3 separate regions of the Homo sapiens genome follow, and regions 1 and 2 are each linked to region 3. The links are chromatin contacts, found by Hi-C or POLR2A ChIA-PET in ENCODE. All regions are on one chromosome and are shown on one strand. The core of a region is the stretch at or near the end of the contact, and the rest is flanking DNA. Distances in the headings are between cores, read along the strand shown.

Region 1 (3,589 bases), core at 685-3,184, 120 kb before region 3:
ACATCAAATGACCCTGTGCCTCGTAAACCTGTCCATTCAGTCTAGAAATTTTCCTGCTTAAAATATACACTTTACAGATTATGACAAAACTCATCAGTAATTCCCACACTGCTCTATATCCTTAACATATGGAAAAGGAGGGAAAAAGGCATTACGTGTTATGAAGCAGCCATTAAACTTTAATCTCTACCACTAGGGGGCAGAATGCAGACTTTTCTAAACTGACTGCTAGGCAATCAACCATCACATCATTGTAACATTGAAGACACTTCAAAAAGACTCAGATGTTTAACTCTTGTGCTAGTGATCATACATTCATATTGGGCTGCAGGCCAAAAGAGAGAAGAAAAAAAATCCAGAGACTTGCGGCTGAAAAGCTATAAAGTGGTGAATTTTACCTTAGAGCAAAACCATCTTCAGTGACAAATTTCAAAGGCCATATGTATGTGATTTTCATGAAAAGCAGACGACCCTAAATTTCTTTGTTTAACTGGAAGCGATCTTCCTTACAGAACCAGCGGATTCTTTTTTCGTAATTCCCCTTGTTTATTGTGCTGTTAGAAAATTCACTTTCCTTTTTAGCGCTACAATCAGGATTCTAGAAATGCTATTTAATGCCAACGGGTATTTCATTAACACCGCCACCTCCAGCATCTTCAAGGATATCACCTCAGGCACAACGTTACTGATGGAGAATGTTTAGAGTATTCTGATAAAATAGGGTTCTTTCTTTTTCCTTTTTAAATTAAATCCTCCAACGCAACCTTTATTCTATGGTAACAGCCCGATGTTCCCTATCAAATTTTCCCAAGACAGGACATTACAGTTTTTCCCCTGTAATTAAAGCCACAAATGTCTAAAAATGATGAGTCAATAGGATTACAGACATTACTTCTCACAAAAAATTGAGTTTTGACTCACATGTCCTATTGAGGGGATTTGCGACTTAATAGCCACATATTTCAATTTACTTTTTAGGCCCTGTAACCACATAGTTGTAATATAGTTTAGACTATTGTAAAAGCTGAGAAACACACCCAAACCTAATCAGTGGCAGGTTTCCTAGGTTAATAAACTTAAGGAATAGTTTTGGGGTTATGGGCAGGGTTCACTTGTCAGCTAGACATTCTGAGAGTTTGCAAATTCAAATTCCAATACATTTGGTTTTTTTCAAAAAGGAGACGACTTTTGCTTAGTTCCTATTTTCATGAAATTGTGATCCCAGGAAAGCTGGAAAACCCAGTGAAGTGCTGGGTTTGACATTGTCCCTGCCCCCACCTGTGCTTTCTTTTAAAGCAAGGTGTTTCCTAAACAGAGATAGTGCCGAAAGGAGACACATATCGCTTTTTGCATCAGGAGTGTTACTTGATATGTATCAATATTTCCTGTCAGCGCCAACAAAGCAAAATCTTGGGCCTTACGGTATCCTTAGATGGCTAAATATTATTTGCTTAAGTCAGCGCGTTCCAGACCCTTTATGTGGCCTGACAGTTGATTGGGAGAAGTCCCACGAACTTTCTTAAAGTGTGCAGTCATCCGTTTGGCGGCCGGCTCCGGGGGTTCCACATGAAATCCTCTTTAGATAAATTCATACTTGCACAGGGTGATTAGCCTTACAGCTTGGTTGGCTCACTTATCTTTAAAAGCTAGACTTCCATGATCAATGTGGGCCTGAGATTGTCTTCCAGTAACTACCTCTGCTGCGATCTCCAAAGCTCAAAGCTGGTGAAGGAAGATGCAACCTAAAAAAAAAAAAAAAAAAAAGAAAGGAAGAAAAAGAAAAGGAATTCTTTTTTTCTGCTCAAAGATGACAGGCTGAAGTTGACAACCTAATCCTTCAGGCTTGTCTTACTTACTGAAAGGCTCAAGTAATGTCAAAGGAACCATCTGATAACAGTCTACATGCCAAACCTAACAGCTTTATTGCAACAAGAAACTTTCACATTAAATTTCCATGTGTTTTCTCTCCACACTCCTTCTTAACTTTACAGCACACTCCCCACCTTTTTTTTTTCCCAAAGAAAGATAAGTCTTCCCTGCTGCAAAAAAAAAAAAAAAAAAAAACCAACAACAACAACAAAAAACAAATAGAAACTGCTGTATAGGCCAGCTGGGATATAGTCAAATTAGTGGATTATTATTACCTTGGGGACATTAGAAATCAAGTTTGTTATTGGCAGTTCCTGTTTCTGTAAGAGCTGTTAATAGCTAAAATTTAAAGGGTGTTTGTCGATCAACAGAATGTTATTTTCTTAAGTGGGTAACTGCCATTTTTCTTTTTCACGTTGCTCCTGCTGCTGCTACCTGGCACCAAGTTTACCTAAAAGTTCAGCCTCCCTTATAACTAGAAATAAAGCCAGTTTTCACAGAAACATAAAGCACACCTTTTTCTGGACTTACAGTTGTGACCTAAGAGAGCAGGTGTATGAGTTAGGAGTCTCAAACTAAAAAACCTTTTAGAAAATGGTATCAACTTGTTAAGCACACTTGAAAAGATAATAAATACAGACATTGTAATATAAGTAAGGGTGGCTCATTCTTTTCGTGTTCTCCGGGTGTTATATAAAGAATGTTTTCAGTAAAATACAGATCCTTCTGTGCTTACACTTTGTGACATTCTTGCTGGGACAGTTTTACATTTTGAAGCTAAACAATTCATTTAAGAATTTTAGCTCAAGTCCATGGTTTTTTTGTTTTGTTTTGTTTTTGTTTCAGTTGACGATGGTCGTACTTCTCCATGTTCTGAGACCAGTTTAAACAAAAACAAAAACCAGACAACAACCTTGCAAGGGAAAGAATTCAGAGTAAATAAACAGTCTTTTTCTGGGAAGTAAAATATTTCCCTAAGGTAAGTTACTTTTCCAAGGGAATTACAGCATATCCCAATGTGGACTAACAGGCGTTTTCTTCTGGTCTGATTAACATTTAGGAAAAAATAGATTCCTGAAAATAGCCTATTGTGTAATTATGTGTCTGATTGGAACAGCAAAATGTCTTTGTTAAACATCTTTTTAAAAACCAATTTTACCATTTCCTTCCAAACATTTGTTAATTTAATTGTGTTAACCCTTGCATCCACATTATTGGTCATGTGGCTGGATTGATTAAGAACAGACAGGGATATAGATTTCCACCTACAGAAACTCTTTTCAAGGGGTTAATCAGCTGGTAACTTGAGTTACAAATATATTGGGGAAAATGGTACTTTTGGTAAGATTTCTCACAGTGTATTCTTCAGCTATTTTTGAAAATTATACCCACAAGTTACATCACATCTGTAATAAACTCTGCACTTCAAGCTGCAGAACCTTCCAAGATATTCTGTGGAGTTTGTTGTATTTTCCCCATTTCTATATTTAAAACAAATTTCCTACCCATCCACCCCCTCCTTGAATTCAGGGAAACACAAATAACTCATAAGCTTTGCACTGAAATGAGTTTGTTTTGCTTTCATGCCTAGTATTGCTTTTGAAATTGTTCAGCAGTAAAGAAAAGAAAAAGCTGCTGGTATTAGCTTTAAACAACCGCCACAAACATATTGTCTTCCTATTTATTCTAGGTTTTCTTTCAGCCAAAATCAGACTTGCAG
Region 2 (3,356 bases), core at 676-3,175, 85 kb before region 3:
TAAATTCCCCTTCTTTAGTTAGCCTTGATAAAACAGTGTCCAAGGTAAGTCTTGGAATCTCATCAGAAATCTCAAATGATTATTTTAGCTCTTTCAACTTTCTCCTCTTCAAAGCCATTAAACAAAGCAACTAATGAGTAAATATATAGGATGGCTTAAGATTTATTTCTTTCTCCACGGTTTATTCAGAAGTAATAAAATATTAGCAAAGGTAGCCAAGGCGGCTCATGCCAGTAATCCCAGTACTTTGGGAGTCTGAAGTTAGAAGATCACTTGAGGCCAGCAGTTCAAGACCAGCCTGGGTAACATAATGAGACCCCCATCTCTACAAAAATAAAATAAAGTAAATTCGCTGTGTGTATTGGCGTGTGCCTCTAGTTTGAGGTACTTGGGAGGCTGAGATAGAAGAATTGTTTGGGCTCCGTAATTCGAGGCTGCTGCAGTGAGCTATGATTGCATCACTGCACTTCAGCTTGAGTGACAGAGCAAAACCTTACCTTCAAAAAAAAAGGCAGAAAATAGTAAAGTTAAAGAAAAAAATGTTAATAGCCAAATCCCGGGTTGATTTTCATAGATTGAAAACTCAATTTTAGAGGAAAAGAAGGGTCAACTGAATCTTCTGTGTGTCAGGTGCTCACTTAATCTTCCCAATGGAGTCAGTACCTATGAAGTACAAATGAGGTGCCAGAAAGCTGCTATGTTCCAGAACCAAGTCTTTTCTTTGAAAGACTAAATTCTCTGCTTTGTCCCTGCTGCTTTGAGAGTTTGGTTACGTATATGATAAGGCCGTGTAATAATCTTGACATCTATGACTTCTATTTGAAGAACACAACTATGCATCTTTTCTGCATCCTAATAGAAGCAGACCTATTCAGAGACAAGAGTCTTTGTGCATAGTTTCAACTTTCATGCACTTTAGTCACCTGTTTTTTTTTTTTTTTTTAAGGCAGATTTTGACTCCAAAAGTCCAGGATGGGGCCTGAGGTTCTGCATGTCTAACAATTTCCCAGCTGATGCCAAAGCTGCTGATCAGAGTCTACACCTTAAGAAGTAAGGACTGTCAGAGAGCAGTGAGCTGAAGTGCCAGGGTAGAGACTTGGGATAAGGGGCCAAAAGGACTGGCTTCTGTCAAAGTTAAAACTTGGCGCCCCTAGGGAAATTCCTTCAGTGGATTGTGGAGCCATTTGCAAAACAAGGGCTAGTGTAGTCCTCTGGTTGGCTTTTTCACCAGCAGGCTTGAGGTTCTCTACCCATACACAGCTCTCCTGAAGTCCACCGCTGTTTTGTTTGGACAGGCTGGTCTCAAGTCTGAGCTTGCACACAAAGAGCTTATCACCAACACTGGCCTTTCTCTGGCAGCTGTTTTCCTTCCGAGTCCCAGGGCTCTAGTCTGAGGGCAGGAAAAAGGCTTGCTGGAGAAAGAAGGGGTGCTATCAGCAAGCTGTGGTAGATGCCTGGCTTCAAGACCTTGCGGGGGAGTACCTCTCCCACACATACCTCCTTACACACACCCCAAAGATCAGCTTCTCCACTATGTCCTTGCCCTAGAATAAGTATGAAATAAGCAGTTTGATAAATCTATCGGTTTTGTCCATAAAAGCTGGCGAAGAAGCAGAGACTAAATTACTTCCTATAATAAAACAAGGAATTTCTATAAATTACAAGGACTGAATGTCAAGTCCTACAGAAAAACCTGCTCATGGGCATATGTGTCCGTGATGGAACAACACATATCCCACCAGCATGAGGTCAGGCATATGAAATCAGTATGAGGTATATGAGTGCCACATCTAGGAGAACTGATAAAAATCAGAGTCGTTGTCAGCTGTGTAAATTGAGAGGAAAAGGCGCCTTCAGCGACTTCCTTTGGGGAAGGCTTGTTTTGTGCTGGTGAACTGCTCCCCCTGGTGGATCAGAAATCGTCATGGTCGGGATTCCATTCTGAAGGGAGCAAACATGCTCTGGAGAAAACTGGGCAGTTGCAGGTATAGAGATATCCTCCCAAAAAAAGCTAATTTCTGAGCCCCCAGAAATACATTGAATACCTTCTGGGACCCTAACTGAGTCTTAGTGTGGCCATGATGTGAATTGCAAAGTTTGTCTTCCCACATTATTGGAGTTGTCTTGTGTATTCTCATTATTATGGTTGTTTCAAAATTGTGGCTGTATATTGATTTGAGAGATACGGAAAAGTCTTAAGTCCTGTATTTTATTTTATTTCCACTTTAAAAGCAATTCTGGATATTTACAAGGGGAAAAAGACCAACAGCGAGGAGAACATTTTTCTGTGAAATCATTTGTTTCCCTTACTGTCTACTTTTAACTGCTCTCTCTGAGGTGGTCATGTCGATTGTGATTAATTTATGCCTGGGCCTCTTGTTCTACTTCCCTCAACCTAAAAATAAGTTTTGTGATTTTCTCAGGATGAAATTTCTACTTTCATTATTTATGTCAGTGCCAATAGAGATAGTTTATGTTGTTGTTTTCATTAAAGAGATTTTTTGTATGCCCTGCCATGCACAAAGAGGAGATTTTGCAGGTCAGGCAGAGATGAAAATCTCTGACAACACTCTTACTCTTTCGAACATTCTGCAATGAGGATTGCAGCTTCAGTCCAAACAGTGTATAAGCTAAATAAGGAAGTGTTTTAAATATTTATTTAACAAGACATATTTTAAATAACCTACATATGTAAATAGAGTTCTTAGCCTGTACATTATTGCCAGGTCGATTCTCATGTTCTGATATATAATTAATTACTGGTTTATTCCTCTGTAAACCGAAGCAGGGAATAATTCCGTGATGCCAGGTCACTGATGTCAGCAAAATGTAATACCCTTTGTCAGTGGGATCTGTGCAGGAGAAATTGAGACTGTAAAATCTGTGATGGTGGGTGCCAAAAGGTGTCCAAAAAACAAGTTCCTATCTCCATTTTAGTTGTTTTCTCCTGATGTGTAGACTTTTTCTCTATGTTACCTAAGTGGGATTAGAATGCACATTTTTTATGTTAATGCAAACTCAGAATGCCTATGCAGTCTAAACTATGCATTTTATAAGTCACCTAAAGTGTCATCTAAAGTAAATGCATATCATGACCATTTTAAGCAGCACTATTATATTTAGAAACAATAACAACACAAATATCAATCATTTTGGTAATTCTTGATCATTGAAAAAATGAATTTTTAAATGTTTAAGCAAAATCCACAAGTCATTTTTAACTTTTTGAGAGAAAAATATGGCGATATGTATGTATATATATATAATTTTGTTTTCACTTAAATGAGCACCTGTCTTTCAAATTACTCTACTAAAAACTTCTAAAGGGCAAAAATTCTGAACATCAAATTTGTCAA
Region 3 (3,566 bases), core at 563-3,062:
GTTTTTCAAAAGGTAGAGACATGACTAGAGGACTCATCCAATGGTATTATAGGTTATATTGAAAAGGAATGACGTTGTGCTATGTGTACTGCCCTTAGAAGAGCTCTAGGATACACTGCGAAATCCTTAAAAAGGGCTAGGCATGGTGGTTCATGCCTATAATCCCAGTGCTTTGGGAGTCTGAGGAAGGAAGATTCCTTGAGGCCAGTAGGTCAAGACCAGCCTGGGCAACATAGTGAGACCTTATCTCTACAAAAAAAAAAAAAAAAAGTTAAAAAAATTAGCCAAGTATGGTGACAAACACCTATAGCTCTAACTACTTGAGAGGCTGAGGCAGGAGGATTCCTTGAGCCCAGCAGTTTGATGCTGCAGTGAGCTATAATCATGCCTCTGTACTACAGTCTAGGCAACAAAGTAAGACCCCCATCTCAAACAACAACAACAAAACGAAAACAAAAAAGAAAACATAAGAAAACTAAATTAAAAATAGAGTCATTAAGCAATATATAACATAAAACAGATGTAATATTATACTTTTTATACTGGTAAATATTCTGTGATAAATCAATTTGGTTTTAAGATTTTGCAAATTTTCCTGGCTAGTATATATTCTTTTAACTTGAGATATTATAGTAACTATTATCAGTAGTTTTAGGACTAGATTTTGAGCCTCCGTGGACAAAGATTATGCACATTTGGTGAGCTATTTGGCATTTGTAACAGTTTTATGCAAATAAATACATAAATGATGTTAGTAGATGCACTGACAAAAATAGAGATGTGTTAATCATATTTATTAAGAGGGAGGTTATTAAATCTCTTAATTCATGTAGTTTTCTCCTTGTTTGTATCAGAATCACATATTTGTTTTATAATCAGATAAATAAAACAAGGTAAAGAAGAAATAAAATGGAAAAATATGCGAGAAAGCTTAAGAATATGCCTCGCACACATCACCATCTGGAACCAAAATATTTTCACCATGCCAATGTTCACTGAACCAATAATTCTCTCTTGACCAATATGTGAGTGGAATGGATAACTTCCTATGAAGTTACTTCTGGTTCATTGGCAAAGAGCAGTCTATTGCACAACTGAGTGTCTGCTTACCTCCCTCCCATATTTTTATTTACAGGACAAGTACAAAATCATTTGTTGCCGATTAGAAAGAAAAAGGAAATTCCAGAGAGTTTCTCAGAATGACTTTTATTTTGATGGACATATTTTAATGAACCAAATTTATGTGAAAGTTTGTCCTGTTAAAAGTTCACAAAAATATCATGCATGATTGATCTCAAGACTGTGCCTTGATCCAAAGACAACACACAACAGCAGTCAAACATACATTTTATGGGCTTTTGCCTGTTTTGCAATAACACCGGAAAACATTATTTAATTAAAATTTAAAACCGTAACTGATTAATTTTCTGAGTAAACAATCCCTGTAAACATGGAATGTCAGCATTTTAAGGCTCCACGAGTATAAATTTTACTTCCGTTGCATAGACATCTGGGAAGGACTTTGGCACAAGCAAAAAAGGTGACAATGTGACCTGGAGGAGAAGGGCTGTTTGGAGACCTTGCACGTTCTGTAATGTCACTCCTGTCCATGAGGCTGAGGCCCAGTCAGGTGTAGGAAAGCTGCCCTGTCCTGTGTGACTGTGTTGGCATGGGCAGCTGTCACTCCATCTACAGCTCTTTGCTAGCTGTAAATTGCCGGGGGTGGGTGGTGTCCAAAAAGCCCAGCCAGTAGCTGATCCTGCTGCGGCCTCACTGGGACAATGAGGAAGAAATTCTTAGGAATTTGGTTGTTGACATGGCTGTGCAGAATTTAGACTGAGCACTCCCACTGGGTTTCTGCTGTTAAACATCATCCCCAATTGTTACAGGAGCCAGAAAGCGATCTCATTTCTCTTAAGCAATTTTATATATTTTCTTAACAGGGGGAGGTTTAAAACTGTTACTTAAAGTACTCTTGAATGGCTTTTTGAAGAAACATGGAAATATATTGCCAGGAAAATGGGGGAGTATGTTCAAAGTAAGAAAAAATCTAAGACTCTCTGCTTAGGTATTTGTGTAAAACCTGAAATTTAAAAAAAAAGCTCATAATCAAGTAATTTTTATTAGACATTTATAGTCTTGCCAATAATAAATTTCGTGACCTTTGTTCTTCTAAAGTCTAGAGAAAGAACCAGAACTGAAGTGCTTTGAGCTCCTCCAGGTGATGTTCACAGCTTGCGTTTGTGTTTCCAGCCTGGTTCAGCTCTTTTGAACTCACTTCAACCCTTAGCTTACTTATCCAGACCAATCCTGCATGACAGATACCCTCCCTGAGGTGGGGAATGATACCATTCAAATAAATACTTTCATACTTCTGGACCCTGCTTTATTCCTAGTAAACTTATTTTTCTCATCAGTGTGTATGGAAGCTTTTTAAAAGAAGTTTCCATGCTAATTAATTATATTATTATTACTAGAGGAAGAAGAAGAAGAGTGAAGAAACTTTCCCCAATAAGAGAAACTTCAGTTTTTTGCCCTGTCTCCCAAGGAGGTCACGTATTGGCCATCATGTAAAACTTGGCATGCTTCTGTGAAGGGATTTATTAGTTAATTCTTCCATCCTGTTGATTAGCAGTGTTTATTAAGTGCCTGATTCCCATAGTAAGTGGCATAGAAGAAAAACATTCTGCATTTCTTTCATAGAGGAAGTGGAGAGCAAAAGAAGGTGCATCTGTAAGCTCTGCATTGACAGGCAGACCTCAGGGTACTGCAGGTTTGCTTTCAGATCACTGCAACAAAGCAAATATTGCAATAAAGCAAATATTGCAATAAAGAGTCACACAATTTTTTGGTTTCCCAGTACATATGAAAACTATGTTTATTTTATACTGTAGTCGATCAAGTGTGCAACAGCATTATATCTAGAAAAGTACACACCTTGATTAAAAAATAATTTATTGTTAAAAACGCTGACACTGAGGCACAGAATGAGCACATGGTTTTGGAAAAATGGCACTAATGGACTTGCTCAATGCAAGGCTGCCACAAACCTTCAGTTTGTAAAAAACATGCTATATCTGCAAAACGCAATAAGGTGAGGTGCAATAAAACAAGTTGTGCCTATAAACAGTGAGGAATTCACATTTAATGAGCACCAACTACAAGTCCATCTAGATATGTCATCTGATATTATCTATGTAATTTCAGTTTTTCCCTGCCTTTGGGAGATGGGGGAATTGACATTTTTATGAAGCTAGAAAACTCGGCAAAGGAGGCAAAGACAAAATGCTACTGAGTCAGGATTTCAGGATTCAACCCGTAGTGCAGTTAACTTCAAGCCGGAGTACTTCCTGTCATAGCATCGTGTCTCATAGTCGACAGAATCAGTCAGGCAAAGGGATAATGTGGGTCTTAATCCATACTTTAGAGGAGAGTCAGATGTGAACCTTAAGGAAAGAGAGAGAGAAAGCAGCAACCTGGGAAGCTAAAATGGGAGGCATGGTTAGGGGTAATCTTGTTGGGATAAAGGGAATGGGAGTAAACTGAAGCTGGGACACAAGATGGCT

The links. A loop is a pair of places that touch in the nucleus more often than their neighbours do. ChIA-PET counts read pairs that join two places held with the same protein, here RNA polymerase II (POLR2A). Pooled maps may share reads with other maps.
Region 1: a map of MCF 10A shows a loop between it and region 3 (6-fold over the local background). The contact joins two enhancer-like sites. A Hi-C loop is called at or near these places in 4 of 168 maps with a recorded cell type or tissue (Calu3, K562, MCF 10A and 1 more) and 6 of 50 pooled maps. POLR2A ChIA-PET finds 5 or more read pairs at or near these places in 1 of 52 experiments (OCI-LY7).
Region 2: a map of endothelial cell of hepatic sinusoid shows a loop between it and region 3 (5-fold over the local background). The contact joins two enhancer-like sites. A Hi-C loop is called at or near these places in 6 of 168 maps with a recorded cell type or tissue (K562, PC-3, endothelial cell of hepatic sinusoid and 3 more) and 3 of 50 pooled maps.

What each region holds. Positions count from the first base shown.
Region 1 is chr15:95,288,681-95,292,269 of GRCh38, reverse strand. It overlaps LETR1 (lymphatic endothelial transcriptional regulator lncRNA 1), which reads left to right. Exons shown (of 4, transcript NR_034095.1): 2 at 2,716-2,848. Among named protein-coding and RNA genes, the nearest start is that of LETR1, 37 kb to the left of the region's middle. Within about 2 kb of position 1,934, at least 2 of the 41 ENCODE cell types and tissues checked have a DNase peak (open chromatin) inside an H3K27ac peak, as active enhancers do; they include endothelial cell of umbilical vein, where a contact is called at or near this core.
Region 2 is chr15:95,258,165-95,261,520 of GRCh38, reverse strand. No RefSeq gene overlaps it. Among named protein-coding and RNA genes, the nearest start is that of LETR1, 67 kb to the left of the region's middle. Within about 2 kb of position 1,925, at least 8 of the 41 ENCODE cell types and tissues checked have a DNase peak (open chromatin) inside an H3K27ac peak, as active enhancers do; they include endothelial cell of umbilical vein, where a contact is called at or near this core.
Region 3 is chr15:95,172,682-95,176,247 of GRCh38, reverse strand. No RefSeq gene overlaps it. Among named protein-coding and RNA genes, the nearest start is that of LETR1, 150 kb to the left of the region's middle. Within about 2 kb of position 1,812, at least 3 of the 41 ENCODE cell types and tissues checked have a DNase peak (open chromatin) inside an H3K27ac peak, as active enhancers do; they include endothelial cell of umbilical vein, where a contact is called at or near this core.